Regions from separate parts of the Mus musculus genome. Here region 2 is linked to region 1. The links are chromatin loops, found by intact Hi-C in ENCODE. Cell type or tissue: gastrocnemius. All regions are shown on one strand. Links, peaks and the distances in the headings refer to the core of each region. The heading gives the core; the rest is flanking DNA.

The links. A loop is a pair of places that touch in the nucleus more often than their neighbours do. Peaks named below come from ENCODE experiments on the same cell type or tissue, not always from the same donor. Only the 100,000 strongest peaks of a DNase experiment are listed, where the experiment ranks them.
Region 2: a loop joins it to region 1, with 2.5 times the contacts of the local background. A loop is called at or near these places in 12 of 42 quality-filtered maps.

Annotation. Positions count from the first base shown.
Region 1 is chr14:54,507,635-54,516,870 of GRCm38, reverse strand. Prmt5 (protein arginine N-methyltransferase 5) reads left to right here. Exons shown (of 17, transcript NM_013768.3): 2 at 256-374; 3 at 680-765; 4 at 1,434-1,568; 5 at 1,984-2,096; 6 at 2,225-2,274; 7 at 3,417-3,580; 8 at 4,717-4,878; 9 at 5,292-5,369; 10 at 5,465-5,523; 11 at 5,608-5,730; 12 at 5,817-5,992; 13 at 6,928-7,037; 14 at 7,234-7,327; 15 at 7,466-7,582; 2 more. The coding sequence ends at 9,076. Among named protein-coding and RNA genes, the nearest start is that of Prmt5, 5.2 kb to the left of the region's middle. In gastrocnemius, for the core only: no CTCF peak of the experiment used is centred there; no DNase peak of the experiment used is centred there.
Region 2 is chr14:54,459,735-54,468,970 of GRCm38, reverse strand. It overlaps Lrp10 (low-density lipoprotein receptor-related protein 10), which reads right to left and starts at 4,824. Exons shown (of 7, transcript NM_022993.3): 1 at 4,360-4,824; 2 at 4,023-4,067; 3 at 3,262-3,397; 4 at 1,321-1,511; 5 at 190-1,207. The coding sequence starts at 4,396. In gastrocnemius, for the core only: a CTCF peak has its summit at 4,071; DNase peaks (open chromatin) are centred at 4,123, 4,431, 4,842 and 5,156; H3K4me3 peaks cover 1,746 bases; H3K27ac peaks cover 1,740 bases.

The sequences.
Region 1 (9,236 bases), core at 710-8,709:
CAGTGAAGTCAGGGAAGAAAGAAGCTACTTGGCTTGGATTTCCATTTCTCGTTTATCTTTTCATGATTGTGTTTTGGGAAGAAATTGGTGCACAGTGTAGTGAAAGTGATGTGCCCCAATATGGGCTGAACTCCGTAGCCCGTGGGGGTGACTGGTGGCTTTATGGAACTGTGCAAAATCAAAATATTAAACCTAGTTGGTTGGATCTCTGGGCCCTCACTTTACATGATGCTTCTGGGTCTGTCGCGGTTGTAGGTTTGATTTCCTCTGCATGCCTGTCTTCCACCCGCGTTTCAAGAGGGAGTTCATTCAGGAACCTGCTAAGAATCGGCCTGGCCCCCAGACACGATCAGACCTACTGCTGTCAGGAAGGGGTAGGGACCATCCCCTGTGCCCCTTAATTATTAGAGGCAGGAATATCTTCTGCTTTATAGGACTTAATTCTCCTCCTCCTCTGACTTGGTTATCTATTGGTTAGCCCCTATGACATAGAGAACTCTTTTTTTTCTTTCCTTTCTAAAAGTTGTAGTCCCCTATTCTTCATCAGGCTATCCCTATATCAGAGACAAAAAGTCTTGTCTTTCATCTCTACTCTTTATTCTCTGCTGAGAACTAGAAATTGATCAAGAACATGCCAACTCCCATTGAGTCTTTGTCTTCTCTTGGGTTGGGGATGCAGACTGGAATACGCTAATTGTGGGAAAGCTTTCTCCATGGATTCATCCAGACTCAAAAGTGGAGAAGATCCGAAGGAACTCTGAAGCGGTAAGGCAGTTTAATTTCTTCGTGGGATCCCTTTAAAGGTTAGGCCTGGCCTGGGTGTTGGGGCACCTATCTGCAATCTCAAGCGTTGTGAGGTTATTCCCACATCAGGAAGATAATGAGGGAGGATTGAGATTCCATGCCAGGAGAAGAAAAGGAAAAAATTAGTTCTGTCACTAAACTAGGTCAGGAGAGTAAGCTGGTAAATCAGAGTCCATCTAAAAGTGTCTGGAACGATAGGTGATGGTTCACATCTGTAATCTCAGCAGGGTCCATCTCCAGCCCAGCAAATCACTGAGTTCCAGGCTAGTTAGGGCTGTAATCTAAGACCCTGTTCCAAAAGGGTTTGGTTCTAGCTCAGTATGGCAGCTTATAGCTGTAATACAGACACTCAGGAGAGTGAACCAGCCGGGCATGGTGGTGCACGCCTTTAATCTCAGCACTTGGGAGGCAGAGGCAGGCGGATTTCTGAGTTCAAGGCCAGCCTGGTCCAAAACCAAAAAAAAAAAAAAAAAAAAAAAAAGGGAGAGTGAGCGAGGTCAGATTCAAAGTCAAACTGAGTTATATAGAGAATTCCAGAACAGCCTGGGCTACAGTGTCAGAGCCAGTTTCTGCTGCTCCCTACCCTAAAACCCTAGCTCTTAATTGTTTTCTCTTGTCTTGTGTTTCAGGCTATGTTACAGGAGTTGAATTTTGGGGCATATCTGGGTCTTCCAGCTTTCCTATTGCCCCTTAATCAGGAAGATAACACGAATCTGGCCAGAGTTCTGACCAACCACATCCACACTGGCCACCACTCTTCCATGGTATGACTGAGGGTTCTTTCCTGCTCTGTATCATGATAGCTGTCCCTTTTGCCTAGTTACACTCCCAGTGCATTTGGCAGAATTGAAATGTCAGTGTTGTTCATTCCTGACTCCGCCTAAGTGTGGTGTGCAGAATGTTTCAGAGCAGTATATGTGGGGCTAGAGACGTCGCTCAGTGGTAGATCACTTGCCTAACATACGTGAGCCTCTGGGAACAAAGGATAGAGAAATAAATTATTTCTGTTTAAAATAAAAGACAAGCTAGGTATTTACACAAGGATACGTATGACATATTAAACACGTGTAATCACATTTAGAAAAGCATATAAAGAGATTAACTTGTGAACTTGAGGGAAGCTTTCTGGACCTGATGAGTGTGAAACAGGGTTTTAACAGGGTACCTGTTCATATGCAGTTCTGGATGAGGGTACCCTTGGTGGCCCCAGAGGACCTGAGAGATGATGTAATTGAGAATGCCCCGACTACACACACAGAGGAGTACAGTGGAGAAGAGAAAACATGGATGTGGTATGTCTCCTTTTGCTGCTGTACTGCGTGGGGTGGGGTGAGGGCTATGGGGAACTGGTGGGGCGTGTTCTTGAGTTATAGGTCATATGCCCCTAACAGGCTCTTTCTTTGTTTCTGATTCTGGGCAGGTGGCATAACTTTCGGACTCTGTGTGACTATAGCAAGAGAATTGCAGTAGGTAAGTCCACAAGGGTTCTGAGATATGAGCGGCCTCCTAGAAATGAGAATCAACAGGCTGGGCGTGGTGGCCCACCACCTTTCATTCCAGAACATGGGAACTGGAGACAGGTAGATCTCTGTGAGTGTAATTAAAGCTAGCCTTGTTTATATAGTGAGTTCTAGGATAGCCAGGACTATGTCGACAGACCCTGTCTTTAAAAAAAAAAAAGAAAGCCAAGCAGTGGTGGCACACGCCTTTAGTCCCTGCACTTAGGAGGTAGAGGCAGGCAAGTCTCTACAAGTCTGAGGCCAGCCTGGTCTACAGATTAAGTTCCAGGGCAGTTAAGCCTACACAGAGAGACCTTATCTCAAACAAAAGTAAGAATGGGCAGTTTAGAACGTTCCAGGACAGTCAGGGTTACACAGAAAGACCATGGCTTTAAAAAGAAAAATTAACAGTTTCGGGCCTGGAGAGATGGCTCAGTGTTTAAAAGTGCTTGTTGCTCTATTTTTGAGGATCAAAGTTGAGATACCAGGACCCACACTGGGTTGCTCACAACTGCATGTTAACTCTAGCTCCAGGAGATCTGGTGCCCTCTTCTGGCCTCCATGGGGGAACTGCACACACATGGCACATATACAGAACACACACATATGAATAAAAATGAATGTAAATATTAAAAAAAAAAAACGAACAATTTCATGAGGCTGGGGGTGTAGCTCAGTTGGTAGAGCACTTGCTTGTCTAGATGCATGAAGCCCCTAAGTAGATCCATAGTACACATAGATGTAGTGGCATATGCCTGCAGTTCCACCTCTTAGGAGGTGGAGGCAGGAGGATCAGGAGTTTACAGAAAGCTCAGTGCTACATTGGGTTACCTGAGACCCACTCTAAAAATAGAACCAGCCCTGGCCATTCTGTTTTCATATTCCTTTAGTCCCTGAACATGGGACGCAGAGGAAGGTGGGGCTCTGTGGCTCCTAGGCCACCCAAGGCTATACAGTGAGAACCTGTCTGAGAAAAGGAGAACAAAGTGAGTTCCATGTGTGAGCTGGGTATTTTGGCTGCTTTCCCTGTGCTCAACAGAAGGGAAAAAATTTGCACCAGGTAAGGTGGGCTCCCTGCTCAGCAATAGGTGTCCTTTTCCTTCCTCTGTGTAGCTCTTGAAATTGGAGCTGACCTCCCGTCTAATCACGTCATTGACCGCTGGCTTGGAGAGCCCATCAAAGCAGCCATTCTCCCCACCAGCATTTTCCTAACCAACAAGAAAGGATTTCCTGTTCTTTCTAAGGTGCAGCAGAGGCTGATCTTCCGGCTCCTCAAGGTGGGTGGCCGTATGGTTTCAGGGTGGCCCGACGGACTTAATCACTGAGGACGTCTGCTTCTGGGACAGGGACAGATGATTGTGTTCTTCATGGTTCCTTTTCCAGAACTTCCTCTGGTTTCTGGAGAAAGAGCCAAACTTCACAAGAATTTTTTTTTCCCCTGAGACAGGGTTTCTCTGTGTAGCCCTGGCTGTCCTGGAACTCACTCTGTAGACCAGGCTGGCCTCGAACTCAGAAATCCGCCTGCCTCTGCCTCCCAAGTGCTGGGATCAAAGGTGTGCGCCACCACTGCCCAGCAAGGAATTCTTACATAGTTAAAGTAAGAGACTGGGTGTGAGGACACACAGCTTTCATCCCAGCACCAGGAGGAAGAGGCAAGTAGACAAGTCAGGGATTTTTATCTCAAAACAAACAGACAAGAAGTTGAGGGTCCTTGTGCCCAGGGATGGCCAGGAATGTTAAGCATGCAGGAGTGTTTTGTTTTTTTGTTTTTAAGGGAAGGAAGTATAACCTGTGTTTTCATCCAGAAAGCTGAGAATTGATGATCTGTGTTATCTGAAGGGCCAGCCCATAAGCTCCCACAACCAGGACTGGAGGTGGCTGTTAGCCCAAATGACCTCTCAGCTCTTTGTCTGGCCAAGACCACACTGATCCTTAAGCTAGTCCTTGTAGCCTATCTCTAAACCCATGTACCTGGAGCTGAGTTTTGATACATTTAAGCTTTCTCGTGCACCAGGGATTGTATTACACCAGGGAACTTCCCACCAAACTGTACTGTGTTTAAACATGCTGGCAATAAACTGCCTGGCATCACACTCTCAAGTTTGGTCCAGCCTAGGTCAGGATGCACTGAGTTCTCATTGTCACATTGCCATGGATTATTTCCTGCTCCTGTGATGCCTACAGGGACCCCACCCCCTCCTCCACCCCCACCCTCACCCACACTTGTGGACCTTTGTGTTAGCATATGAGGACTTTATAAATTTATGAAAGCCCTGCCTTTTTTGGTACTGGGACAGATGCTGGGCAGCTGTTGGTATGGGTTTTATTTTATGTTGGGGCTTTTGGTTATAAAGTATAATGTCTGAGAATGGTGGTTTGTGGGCTTGCTCTCATGCTCTGACTTTTCACACAGTTGGAAGTGCAGTTTATCATCACGGGAACCAACCACCACTCAGAGAAGGAGTTCTGTTCCTACCTCCAGTACTTGGAATACTTAAGCCAAAATCGCCCTCCACCCAATGCCTATGAGCTCTTTGCCAAAGGCTATGAAGACTATCTGCAGTCCCCACTCCAGGTAGGTGTGGAGAGCACTACTGGTGACAGAGGGGACCACAGAGATGACTAAGAGCTCAGAGCCCAGGCTTCTCGTCCCGGGGACTTGTATTTGGTTCCTAGCACTCACATGGTGGCTCCCAGCTGTAACTCCAGCTCCAGAGGACCAGGTGCTCTCAGTGCCTTCTCCCCAGGCACTGCCTGTGCATGTGGTGCACAGACTTACACGCAGGCAGAATACCCACGCACATACATGTTTTTAATTGAAAAGTCAATAGTAATTGTAATAATACCCAGACATAGGACCAAGAAATATCTCTTAAGAGTAGATGGTCCAGGTGGGTCCTACCGAAATTCAGGAAGCAATGGGAAATTTTTGATGTCTTGGCCATTTGCCAAATACTGGCCAACTTGTTCTTCTGTCTCCTCTGTCAGCCTCTGATGGACAATCTGGAATCTCAGACATATGAAGTGTTTGAAAAGGACCCCATCAAATACTCTCAATATCAGCAGGTATGGTGTTGGCTTCCGCGGGGCAAAGCACAGGGCCAGGATAAGGTCAGTAAAGAAGGGCTCACAGCTGTGAGGTTTTCTGTCTTTCCCCTCAGGCTATTTATAAATGTTTGCTAGACCGAGTACCAGAAGAAGAAAAGGAGACCAATGTCCAGTGAGTACTGTCCTTTTGTTCCCAGGGGCTGGTGCGCCTGCCCGTCCCTCTGCTCAGTCTGCTTGACTTTGCCCTTTTCCTTAGGGTACTTATGGTGCTGGGTGCAGGCCGGGGTCCTCTTGTGAATGCGTCTCTTCGGGCAGCCAAACAGGCCGAGCGGCGGATCAGGCTGTATGCTGTGGAGAAGAACCCCAATGCTGTGGTGACGTGAGTAGCAACTTGATTGCTGGGCAGCTTGTCCTGGTCCCCGTTTCCAGCCGAAGTCTTTCTTACTCTGTCACCTCTGATTTCAGGCTAGAGAACTGGCAGTTTGAAGAATGGGGGAGCCAGGTGACAGTTGTCTCATCAGACATGCGGGAATGGGTGGCTCCGGAGAAAGCTGACATCATTGTCAGTGAGCTTCTGGGTTCCTTTGCCGACAACGAGCTGTCACCTGAGTGTCTGGATGGAGCACAGCACTTCCTGAAAGGTTTGTCCAGGTTGGGGGGAAACCATATGGCTGCGAACTGCTGCTTGCTAGAGTCAAAAAATCTACAAGTAGCCGGGCGTGGTGGCGCACGCCTTTAAACCCAGCACTCGGGAGGCAGAGGCAGGCGGATTTCTGAGTTCGAGGCCAGCCTGGTCTACAAAATGAGCTCCAGGACAGCCAGAGCTATAAAGAGAAACCCTGTCTCAAACAAACAAACAAACAAAAAAAAAATCTACAAGTGAGCTGGCCAGTGGTAGCGCACGCCTTTAATCCCAGCACTTGGGAGGCAGAAGCAGGTGGGTTTCTGAGTTCAAGGCCAGCCTGGTCTACAAAGTGAGTTCCAGGACAGCTAGGGCTGCACAGAGAAACCCTGCCTCGAAAAACAAACCAAACCAAGCCAAAACAAGATCTGCAAGTGGGTGGACTAGAGATTCCCTAGGGTCTGTGGGCTCGGAAGGTATCTGTGGAGCATTTATCTGAAATGAGGCTCTGGGTGTGATCGCTACCTTGGGCTTAATGTTTGTTGGGAACTTTATGGGGTGCTGTGATCCCCACTGGGTTAGAGTGCAGTCAGACCTTGCCTAGTGATGCTCGGCAGCAGCAGCGGGCTGTGTGTGTGATGTGGTCCCACAGGATTGTGTCAGCAGGTACCTCGTAGTCCTCTTAGTTTGTGTAAGGACTATTGTTTTCACAGAGCTGGGCTCTAATAGCCCAGAGTGTGTTCTGTTGCTAAACAGTGCATGGCTCTATGTTGGTGGTTTTTACCTTTAACCTATGGCTCTAACTTAGTAAGAGTGGGATTCCTGTGACCCAGTAGCCTGTGCTCCGGCCGTGTCCATAGCAACCTTGGCTTGTTCCGGTCTTTGAGCCTTCAGCTGCTGTAAAAACGCCATTTCCCTCCTTCTGGGAACTGATTTGACCCTGTGGCTGTGCAGATGATGGCGTGAGCATCCCTGGAGAATACACCTCCTTCCTGGCTCCCATTTCTTCCTCTAAGCTGTACAATGAGGTCCGTGCCTGTCGGGAAAAGGACCGCGATCCTGAGGTAAAGAGCTGCTTTTCTAGGAGGGGCTATTCTTTAGTCTTCTCTACTGTCTTCCTCTGAAGTCGATGAAGGTGGAAGAGAAGCTGGGGGTGAAGAAGGTGGTTGAAATAAAGCGGTGTTCTTGTTTGTTTCTTTGGTGCTGGAGCCCCAGCGTTCTCTGTCTATCTCCTGAAGTTGTTGTTTTCTCCCTGGACAGGCACAGTTTGAGATGCCTTATGTGGTTCGGTTGCACAACTTCCACCAGCTCTCTGCTCCTAAGCCCTGCTTTACCTTCAGCCATCCCAACCGAGGTAGGTTCACGCGTGGCTCTTCTGACCGAGCTCCCCGCGTCTGCAGCTCTGGCCCTCCAGTGCTAGAGCTTATTCAAGTTTGCCGAGTCGCTCAGGGGTTTTGGCCCCTTGTCATCCATCCACCATCTTTCCTGACAGATCCTATGATTGACAACAACCGCTACTGTACCTTGGAGTTTCCTGTGGAGGTGAACACAGTGCTTCATGGCTTCGCAGGCTACTTTGAGACTGTGCTTTACCGGGACATCACTCTGAGTGAGTGTCTGGGACAGTGTATGAGCGCATTAGCATGGGTGACTCTGGTTCGGCCTGCATGTCTTTGGGGGCTGTTTCACAAAGCTTCCTCTGTTCCTCCATGGCTTGTTAGCTGAGTACTAGCCGAGGTTAGCTGAGTACTAGCTGAGGTTAGCTGAGTACTAGCTGAGGTTACTGCCAGTCCCAATCCAGCACAGTAGCTTACTGGGGAGGCCAGAGTCCAGGAGTAGAGGTCTTTGGTTCTTCATTTTTATGACCACAGAAGAGACTCTTCTCAACGTAGGGAAGAGGGAAAGGGGAGCCCTCAAGGTTTCATTACTTTGTCTCCACAGGTATCCGCCCAGAGACTCACTCTCCTGGGATGTTCTCATGGTTCCCCATCTTCTTCCCCATTAAGGTAGGAGTCACCTCTAAGACGGTGGGTCGAGGGACAACTTGTGCCAGTGGTGTTCTTCTCCTGTCCCTCAGCTAGTTGGCTGTGACCCATGTTCTGTTCTGTCACTTGCTCTGCAGTCCTCTTGGGGATACCCAAGTAAGCTACCTGGACTCCCCACATCTCCAGCCTCTCTTGTCCAGTCTTTACCTGGAAGAGGGATGAATTTTACATTATTTGAGTTTGCCTTTCTATCTAAGCCCCTCAGCACCTTCCCACTGCCCTCAGGTGAGAGCTGGCTTGGTGGGTTGGCTTCCAGTTCTCTCTGCTTTGCCTGTGAGGTTCCTTGTTCATGTCTCCACCCTGCTAACTGCCCTAGGTTTCCTGGAATGTCTCTACCATCAGGCCATTTTCCTGACCTCCAAGAATAGGCCAGCTTCCTCTTGAGTGCTTTCATGGCTCCCTTCCTGTACAGTGTTTACTGTGTCCTTGTCACTGTCCGGGGGTTCCATATTTTGACAGGATAGCTAACTTTTATGAGAGTCAATATATATTTTTTTAAAATTTATTTATTTATTATATGTAAGTACACTGTAGCTGTCTTTAGATGCCCCAGAAGAGGGCATCTGATTTAATTACAGATGGTTGTGAGCCACCATGTGATTGCTGGGATTTGAACTCAGGACCTCAGGAAGAGCAGTCAGAGCTCTTAACCACTGAGCCATCACTCCAGCCCCCAAGGGGCAGAATATTTTGTTGTATTTATCTTTTGTTTGGTTTTTGAGAAAGGGTTTGGAATTATAGCTCAAGCTGGCTTTGAAATCCTGATTCTCCTGCCTCAGCGTCCTGGGTGTTGGGTTATAGGTTTGTCCCTACACTTGGCTGTTTATTGTCTAATCTCTGTCTGTCCCACCATCATTGCCAAGTACAATTCCTCATTCAAGCCGCCTGTGTCTTTCGTATTACAGCAGCCCATCACGGTGCACGAAGGCCAGAACATCTGTGTGCGTTTCTGGCGATGCAGCAATTCCAAGAAAGTGTGGTACGAGTGGGCGGTGACGGCCCCCGTCTGTTCTTCTATTCACAACCCTACCGGCCGCTCCTATACCATTGGCCTCTAGCCCTGCACACAGTGTCAAAACCTTGGAAGCAGCTCTGAGTTCTCTTCCTACAGCACAGAAGGTGTAGAACATCTGCTGGTTCAGTTCCTCAGTGAGACCCTCAGCCGCCAGAGAGGAGCGGTTCCGGCTGCTTTCCTACCTAATGTCATGGTGGCCAACG
Region 2 (9,236 bases), core at 697-8,696, 48 kb after region 1:
AAGGCCTCTTCCCTCCATTCCCAGGCCAGGTCTGTCCAAAGTCATGTCCCTCCCTTCCTAGAGACTACTCTCTGGAGCTGATGGCAGGAACCACTCCTCGAGGTGGGCCTGCTCAGTGCCCAGGAACTGCATGGATCCCATCTCATCTTCAGTCCCGGCTCCTCCACAGCCAGCCCCCCTCCAACTGACCTGTATTCCTGGGTGCGGATGGCATAGAGTTTGCAGGTGCAGCCGAGAGCGATGACCAGCAACAGGCCACACACCAGGCTGCCAATGACTGCTGCTGTGATGACTTTTCGGGGCAGGGCGTAGGAGCAGTCCCACTCATCACTGCCGTCAGTACAGTCTGGCTGCCCATCACACACCCATGTCTCATACACACACTTCTCATCCCGGCACCGGAAGTTGCCGGGCTGGCAATGCCGGCAGCGCCTCTCATCCGCTCCATCGGCGCAGAACGTCTGGTAGTTGCAGCGGTCAGCAGGCAGGTAGCAGGCTGTGGCACCAGGGGTGCCTGCAGCTCCACAGGGGAAGTGCCCTGGTGGGCAGCCAGGGCAACCCTCCTCATCTGTGCCATCGGCACAGTCCCATGAGCCATCACAGCGCTGTGCCTCGCTATAGCAACGCTCACCTAGGTTCTCACTAGCCCCCAGGCCAGAGCCCAAGCCACAGGGTCTGTCCCAAGGTAAACAGTAGCCCCGGACATGGTAGGTAGCATTAAAGCCCCGGCCACTGCTCCAAGCAACTGTGTGGTAGGACACAACAGCCTGACCAGACAGGGTCTCCACAGTGACAGCCTTGCCATTGCTGAAGTGGGTGAGGCTACGTAGCAGTCGAGGGGTCTCGGGGGGTCCAGCACCATCATACACATGCACTGCATCTCCGTAACTCAAGTCCAGGGCTGTGAAGCGCACTGCCAGCCTCCGGCCATCATGGGGGTCCAGCAGCCACAGGCAGGACTGGGGGTGGGAGACTGAGGCCAGGTGTGAATATCCAGGGGAAGAAAAGACCCCATAAAAGTCCTCCAAGGTGAGATTGCAGGCCAGAGTTGGTGCGGGGGCTGGGTTCAGGTTAGGGAATGGATCTGAGCTGCAGCCTGCCTCGTCTGAGCCATCCCCGCAGGCATCAATCCCATCACAGCGCTGAGCAGCTGGAATGCAGCGGTGGTTCAGGCACTGGAATTCTTCTTGCAGGCACAGTAGCCAATCTGCAGAGGCATCAAGAGACAGGGAAGTGCCAGAACTCCCAGGATCCTTGCCTCTTCCTGGGGGACTCCCACTTCTCCTCCAATGGTCCCACCACACACCCTGTTCAGCCTACCTTGACTGTAAGTCAGCAAGAAGCCCTGGCCCATGGGTGCTCTGGCCCCAGCATAGCTGTATGTAATGGTGACATTGCCCCCTGGTAGCTGCAAAGGGCCAGAAGGGGCCTCACACAGGGAGATTGGTGGCTGTAGAGGGGAGTGCAGGATTAAATGCTCTGAGCCACAGGCCAGATGCAGCTTCTGGAACCTATGAGGTACAGAAGAGCAAGACATGAGATGCTCTGGAGATTTGCTCCCCCACCCCCACCCCTGCCTCCCCTCTTGATGACAGGTCCCTGGTAGCCCAGGAAGCACAAATGCTTCCTTACCCATGATTCAAAGAGCCAAATGAGAACTCAGCCAATAGAGTCGATGGGGAAAAATATAAGCAAGGGGCAAAGTTCCAACAGAGGTGCCATCAGACCACAAGACCCTTCCTAGAGTCCTTTGAGAGAACCGATGTGTTCAGGGACCAAGGTGAGACCAGGGTTATTACTTTCCAGTTGTGGCAATACCATAACCCAAGCACAGTGCCCGGTAGTTAGCTGACAAAATGTATCTGTTCAATTAACCACAACAGCTCAGCTCCATAAGTGACAAGGGAAAATCTGAAGTCCCCAGGGCTGTACCACGGGTCAACAGTCTCTTTTTAGATTGTTCTCTCCTTTATATACCTTTCTGAATAAATTCTTTTGTGTTTCCTTTGTTTATTTTGTTTTTGAGATAGAGTTTCTTTATGTAGCCTTAGCTATCCTGGAACTCAGGATTTAGACCAGGCTAGCCTCGAAATCACAGACTAAGCTTGTCTCTGCCTCCTGAGTGCTGGGATTAAAGGCGTGTGCCACTACCATCCTGCTCTCTGGGCAAGTTCTCATCAAGTGAAATGTATGAGGCAAACTGCCAAATGACGTGGGCCCCAATGAGGAGTCTTAGGGGTACAGGGCTGGGATTGTTGCTTAGAGGTAGGGTGCTCTCATCTAGGATGTGTGAACCCCTGAGTTGTTTCCCAGTACTGAAAGCAAAATAAACAAAACAAAAACCACCAAAACCACACAGAAACCACAAACAACAAACCAACCAAATGAAAACCAAAAACCAAAAAATAAGAAAAAAGAAAAAGGAATACTGGGCATAGTGACTCCACAGGAAAGCCCAAAATCTGGGAGGATGAGATGGAGCTAACTTAATACCAACCTGCTGGGCTGCACAGTGAAATTCTGTCTCAAAACCAGAAAAAGGGGAGGGGGATGGGCTAGAGAGCTGGTTCAGCAGTTAAGAGCATCGAATGCTCTTCCAGAGGTCCTGAGTTCAATTCCCAGCAACCACATGGTGGCTCACAACCATCTGTAATGGGATCTGATGCCTTCTTCTGGTATGTCTGAAGAGAGCAATGGTGTATTCAGATAAATTAAATAAATAAATAAATCTTTAAAAAAAAAAGGAGAGGAGAGGAGAGGAGAGATAAGGGGAGAGGATGTGAGAAGAGAGAGGGGGGAGGGGGAGGGGAGGGGAAAAGGGACAGGGGAAGAGGAGAGGAAGGGGGAGGGGAGAGTAAGGATGGAGTAGTGCAATGCAGAAAGGCAGACCCAGAGAAGGTTTGTTTTGCTAGAGACTGAACCCAGGACTTCTGCACACTCCACACAAGCATTCCACCAATGAGCTAGTAATACAGTCCCAACCCTGAGGAAGGGACTAAGTTGATTAACAACTAGGCCACACTATGATTCAGGGACTCATCACAAGTCTAGCTGAACCCAGAATAATTTCTAGAGTCCTTTTGAGATGGACAGTCCCCAAGCTAAATATCCACCATAGCTAAGCCTTTACAGCAGACCCAGACAAACCAAATTCTCTTCTGCTGACAAGGATGGTAATATCATAGAAAGGTGATCAAAGGCTTTTTCAGAGGGAGAGGGAAGGGGCAGTAGAGAGAAATGGGGACTTGCCTTATTTCTCACCTGACAGTTACTGTCTGATCCTTGCTGCCCAGGATAACCCAGGTGCAGTTGGCAGGGGAGCTTCGGCTGTCCCGGCCTAGAGGCCTCTGTAAAGTGCCTTGTACTTCTGAGAGCACAGCTGGGGGCGCCTCACAAGCTAGAGGGAGAAGGGGGGGGAGACACTGGTAGAGTTCTTTAATATTCTTCTTCCCCTCTGAATGCCTCAAGATGGCAAAAATCTCCACCCACCAGTTACAGCCAACTGGTCCCTCTCCATTTTTTTTTTTTTTTGGTTTGTTTGTTTAAAAACAAAAACCTTTTGTAACCTAGGATATCCTCAAAGTCACTATATAGCTGAGGCTGGCCTTGAACTGATTCTCCTTCCTCTGCCTCTCAAGTGCTGGGATTATAGGAGTTGACAACCCTACTCCTTTTCCATATTCTTTATACTTCATCTTAAGTATTCACACTATAAGTAATGTTACTGTAGGCTTTGTGCCAGCCACAGGGTCAGTTGGCAGAGAAATACTGTTTCTACTCTCAGGAAGACCTTACCCTAACTAGGGAGACAAAACACGGATATTACACATAAAAAAACGAGATGGTTCTTAACAACTACCAGGTGCCAGTTCACATTGAGCCTCAGTTTCCCCTTCTGTAAAGTAATGGATGATACCTATTCTAAAATTACAGCAGACTCCAGGATCCAGGGGAGAGATTCTTTTCTCTAGGGTGCATCTTCATTCCCATGCCCCAGAACCCTAGGAACTCGCTTTACTTACCAGAACGTGGGAAAGTGATCCGGTCTGGGCGGGCCAGAGCACCTCCTAGAGGGGGAATCGAGAAAGGGCAGCAGAGAGAGTCAAGTTTTCTTCACCTGGGCAACTCCAAGGGGAGGCCCATCTGAGACTTCCGGACAGTTTATAGGAAGGGGTAGAGGAGCCGGAAGGAGGTGCGTGACCTCGCCGAAAGGTCGCCTTCCCTGGCTGTGAGTGGGAGGGACAGTGTGGGACAGCCCGAGAGGAGGCCGAGGCTCGACGGGGCGGCGGTCGCAGGGGTCGTGGGTCACCAAGGAGGGCGCGGGACGGCGGGCAGTGACACCGGGGCGGGGACTCTTACCGAGGAGGAGGAAAAGAAGAGGGAGGGCCGATAGCATCCTGGGTTGAACAGGGGTGCCGGCAGGGTCCCGGGGCGCCTCTTGTCTACCTGGCAGGAAGCTCCTCGCCGGGTGGGGGCTGCATAGCCCCGGTGCGACCCAGGCTCGGGGTGCCAGGGCTGGACGCACGGCGGAGAGGAACAGGCGTGACGCCTCTTGCTAACTTCAGAGTTGATCGCTCCTTACCAGTGCCCGGCGGTGCTCGCCCGGAAGGCCGCGAGCGCCCCGGCCAGGCCCGGCCGCACCTGCCGGGCTCGACGCTGCGTCCTCCGCGGACCAAACTTTGTGGACTGCCCGTCCCCGAGCCGGCGTGCGGCTCGGTCCCCGCGGCCCTTAGGGGACGGCGGCTTTGCACAGCTCGCGGTGCCCCAGCGGACCCCGGCCGAAGCCCAGCAGCCGGCGACGAGGGGCGCGGCCAGCTTGGCCCCACCCCTGCCAGTCACCGCGCGGCCACGCCCACCTGCGCTCAGCTCCTTTCCGGGTTGCTTTTGCCGTCACGCTCCGGATCGCCCTTTGGCTGCCGCCTGCGTTATCTTTCAGATGTGTCTTGTCAAAGGATGTCTGCTTTTCCCGCCGTAACTGCTACGTGTCTTTGGACCCTTAAATCCTCAGTACTTTTTCTTCACCCAGCGCCTTAGATCCCGTAGCGCTTCTGGTAGTAAGCCTTTACTGAACCAATTACCAGGCGCTATTATAATTATCTGTTACAATGTTTATTCATCACTCCCGCCCCCGCCTCAGCTTTGGAAACTGACACTTCCTGTAGGCTGGGGCCTAGACTGGGTACCTTTGTCCCAAGAGTGTTGCTTGCTCTCCTGCTGAGATGCAGTGATCTCTACGAATGGTAAAGACATAATATGGCTTCACTTGCTGGATCCGTGAACTTGAGAAAATTACTCCTCCGTTCAAGCAGTCCTGTAAAAATTGAGGGTCATGATAGTGTGACTCCCTCCTATGGTACTTGTGAACATTTAGGGTAACATTGTAGATTGAGCCCTAAGCACGTTGGCAGACATAGGAAGTGAGGTGTTTCTATCTGATAGCAACAATTATTCTCAGTTACAGGGTAGTATTATTAAATTTTGTGGGTTTCCGGTTTCCTGTGGCACAGGTGGGTAATATTTACAAAAGAATAACAAGTTGAATATTTTTTTTCACATTTCAGGCTTATACCTAAGTACATTTAGTATACATATAGTAAATATTTAACAGCGAGATGTTTGTTCCTCTTGTCAACAGTCCTGTGAGGTAGTCTATGGTTACTTCCATTTTACAGATAAGGAAGTGCTGGCATGGAGAAGTTTAGTAATACCTTCCCCAAATCTGAATATTCAAATCTGAATGGCTCCCACTGTTTTAAACAATTTGAGCACCAACATAGTGCCACAGGTGGGAAATTCCATACAGTAAAACTTTGTTTCATCTTCAGCATTGCTAAAAATACTTGATTAAATTTATCATCAGGCTACTTGTGATGTGTATATGAAACATGAATAAATGCCATCTACCTGTGTGCTGTGGCATACATTGCAACTTGTGTGTGTGTGTGTGGATGAATGATTAAAATAAATGTCAACAAATATTTTCAGTGCTTCTAGAGAATCACTCACCATCTGCTAGGTATTAATCATAGCATTTTGCATATATTATCTCACTGAAAGGTGACCACACCTCTGAGAAGTCAGTGTTGGAAACTGAGTCACAAATAGTTGAGATACCTTGTTTCTAAATCAAACTCTTGGCATATAAAAGAGCTAGACTCAGACAACAAGACTCAGTCAAGTTGTCTGGACCAGACTCCCTGCTGCTAGAGATGACATGGTAGATTCTAGAATCCTCAGATCAAAGACTTTGTTTGTTTTTGAGAGGTCTCTTGTATCCTAGGCTGGCTTTGAACTCCTGGTTCTCTTGCCTCTACTTCCAAGTGATGGCATCATAAACCCGTCACCATGTCCAGCTGGAACAAGAATTTTAACACCTGACTACTTTCTAGGATAGATTTTATGTAAAAACAGCTGGTCATGTTGGTGTATACCTTTAGTTTCAGCACTCAAGGGTTCAAGGCAGGTAGATCTTTACGGGTTTGAGACCTGTCTTGTCTACCTAGTAAGTTTCAGGCAAGCCAATACTACACAATGAGGCCCTATCTCAAATACAAACACACTTGACTGTTTGTAAATAAGGAACGAGGTTATCTGCCAACTAGTCACCTGTATTGAGATTTATTGCGCAACTTTCTGCAAACTACATTTCCCAGGTTCCCTTTCAGAATAATCTCAGTGCAGTCTCAGCTCTTGGGGAAGATTGGGATGAGGAGGAGGAAGGAGGATCCGGGATGTGCCCTACACCCCTGCTTTAACTTTGGGTGGGGCAGGAGCTATCTCTCTGCCCTGGTTTCAGCTGTGGCTGGGTAGCTTAACCTCTAGCTACTCAGGTTCTCCCCCTTCCTTCCTTCCTTCCTTCCTTCCTTCCTTCCTTCCTTCCTTCCTTCCTTCCTTCCTTCCTTCCTTCCTTCCTTCCTTCCTTCCTTCCTTCCTTCCTCAGCTTCTCTTGACTTTCTCAGCATCTCCTTTCAGAATTTTGGCAAATTTGTCTTATCTGTACATATTTCTTCCATGTACTCCCAACTTATTTCTCCCCAAGATTTATTTATTTATTTATTTATTTTGGTTTTTCGAGACAGGGTTTCTCTGTGTAGCCCTGGCTGTCCTGGCACTCACTTTGTAGACCAGGCTGGCCTCGAACTCAGAAATCCTCCTGCCTCTGCCTCCCGAGTGCTGGGAATAAAGGCGTGCGCCACCACTCCCGGCTCCAAGATTTATTTTTATGTGAGTATGACTGTGTGTGTGTGTGCCATGTCATGTCATGTCATGTCATGTCATGTCATGCCATGTGTAAGTACATGTAGAGGACATCAGATCCCCTGTGGCTGGAGTTAGCCTACAATTGTAAGTTGCTAGATGTGGGTGCTGGGTACTGCCCTCTGGAAGAGCAGCAAGCACTCTTAACTGCTCAGCCATCTCTCCAGCCCCCCTTTTCTTAGTGTTTTGAGGCAGAGTCTCATATAGCCAAGGCTGACCTCAAACTCCTCATCTTCTGTCTCTACCATCCCAGTGCTAAAATTAAAGACATGTCATTACTATTGGATTTTCTTAATAAAAATATTGTATCATCCCCCCACCCCCGTGTGTGTGTGTGTGTGTGTGTGTGTGTGTGTGTGTGTGTGTGTGTGAGTATATGTGGTGGTGTGTGTGTAGGTCAGGGACAACTTTTGGGAGTTGGATCTCTCCACCACTATATGAGTTCCAAGGACTGAATTAAAGTTCATTGGTGCCGCCTTTACCCGTTAAGCCATCTTCTTCTCCACCTATTTGTTTTCTTGTTTGTTCATTTACCGTGTGTGTGCCCTGGAGTGCATGAGCATACATGCCTATGAAGATCAGAGAACAACTTTCATGAGCTGTCAACTCTCTTCTTCCACCCTGGGAGTGCCAGTGATTGAATTTAAGTTGTCAGGATTGGTGGCAGGCATCCTTACCCACTGAGCCATCTCATCTGTCAAACTCGTTTTTCTTTGTAAAAATATAATGCTAGGCTTGGTGGTGCACACTACCAAATTTAATCTCAGCACTCAGGAGGCAGGTGGAGGTGGGTGGGGGATATCTGTGAGTTCAAATCCAGCCTGTTCTACGTAGAGAGAGAGATCTTGTCTAAAAACAAGAATATTCTGTATTTGTTAATATAAAAGACAAAGCAGCCAAGTGGGTGCTGGGACCTGAACCTGGGTCTCTACAAGAGCAGTCAGTGCTCTTAGTTACTCCAGGTCCCCCAAATATATTTTTATTAATTCTTTGAGAATTTCATACATTCACATAATGTATTTTGATTATATTTACTTCGCACCCAACCAATAACTTTCCAGATATCCTTTCTAACCCTTCCAACTTAATGTCTCCTTATCATCCTCCTCTTCTTCCTCTTCCTCCTCCTCCTTTTTGATTTTTTTTTTTTTTTGAGGCAGGGTTTCTCTGTGTAACCCTGGAACTTGCTCTGTAGACCAGGCGGGCCTTAAACTCAGAAACCTGCCTGCCTCTGCTTCCTGAGCACTGCTCCTCCTCCTCGTCCTCCTCGTCCTCCTCGTCCTCTTCCTCCTAGAACTTGTTGTGTGTGTGTGTGTGTGTGTGTGTGTGTGTGTGTGTGTGTGTGTGTGTGTGTGTACTTGCCAAAGTGTGCATGTATGCATCTCATGTGTGCCTGCTGGCTGAGAAAACAGAAGAGAGCATTGGATCTCCTGGAACTGGAGTTAAGGGTGGTTGTCAACTACCATGTGGGTGTTGGGAATGAATGGAACCTGGGTCCTCTGCAGGAACAGCAAGTGCTCTTACCCTCTGAGATATCGCTGACATATTCAGCTCTCCCTCATTACTTTTTTTTCTTTTGTTTTGTTTTGAGACAGGGTTTCTCTGTGTAGCCCTGGCTGTCCTGGAAATCACTCTGTAGTCCAGGCTGGCCTCGAACTCAGAAATCCACCTGCCTCTTCCTCCCAAGTGCTGGGATTAAAGGTGTGCGCTACCACTGCTTGGCTCCCTCATTACTTTAACAAAACAAAACAAAACAAAACCACCATGTCTAATTTGTGCTGCCCGTATACTTGAACATATAGAAACATCCATTAGAGTGCAACTGGCCTACTTTAGAATCCATCAACTGTCAATAGCTCCTTAGGTAGGGGTGGGGAGTTGTGAGCCCTAAGTCTGCCGTGCTGGAATGTTGACTGGCTTGATCTTGTGCAGGCCTTGTGCAAGCAACTATAGCTGCTGTGAGTCTGTGAGTACAGCGG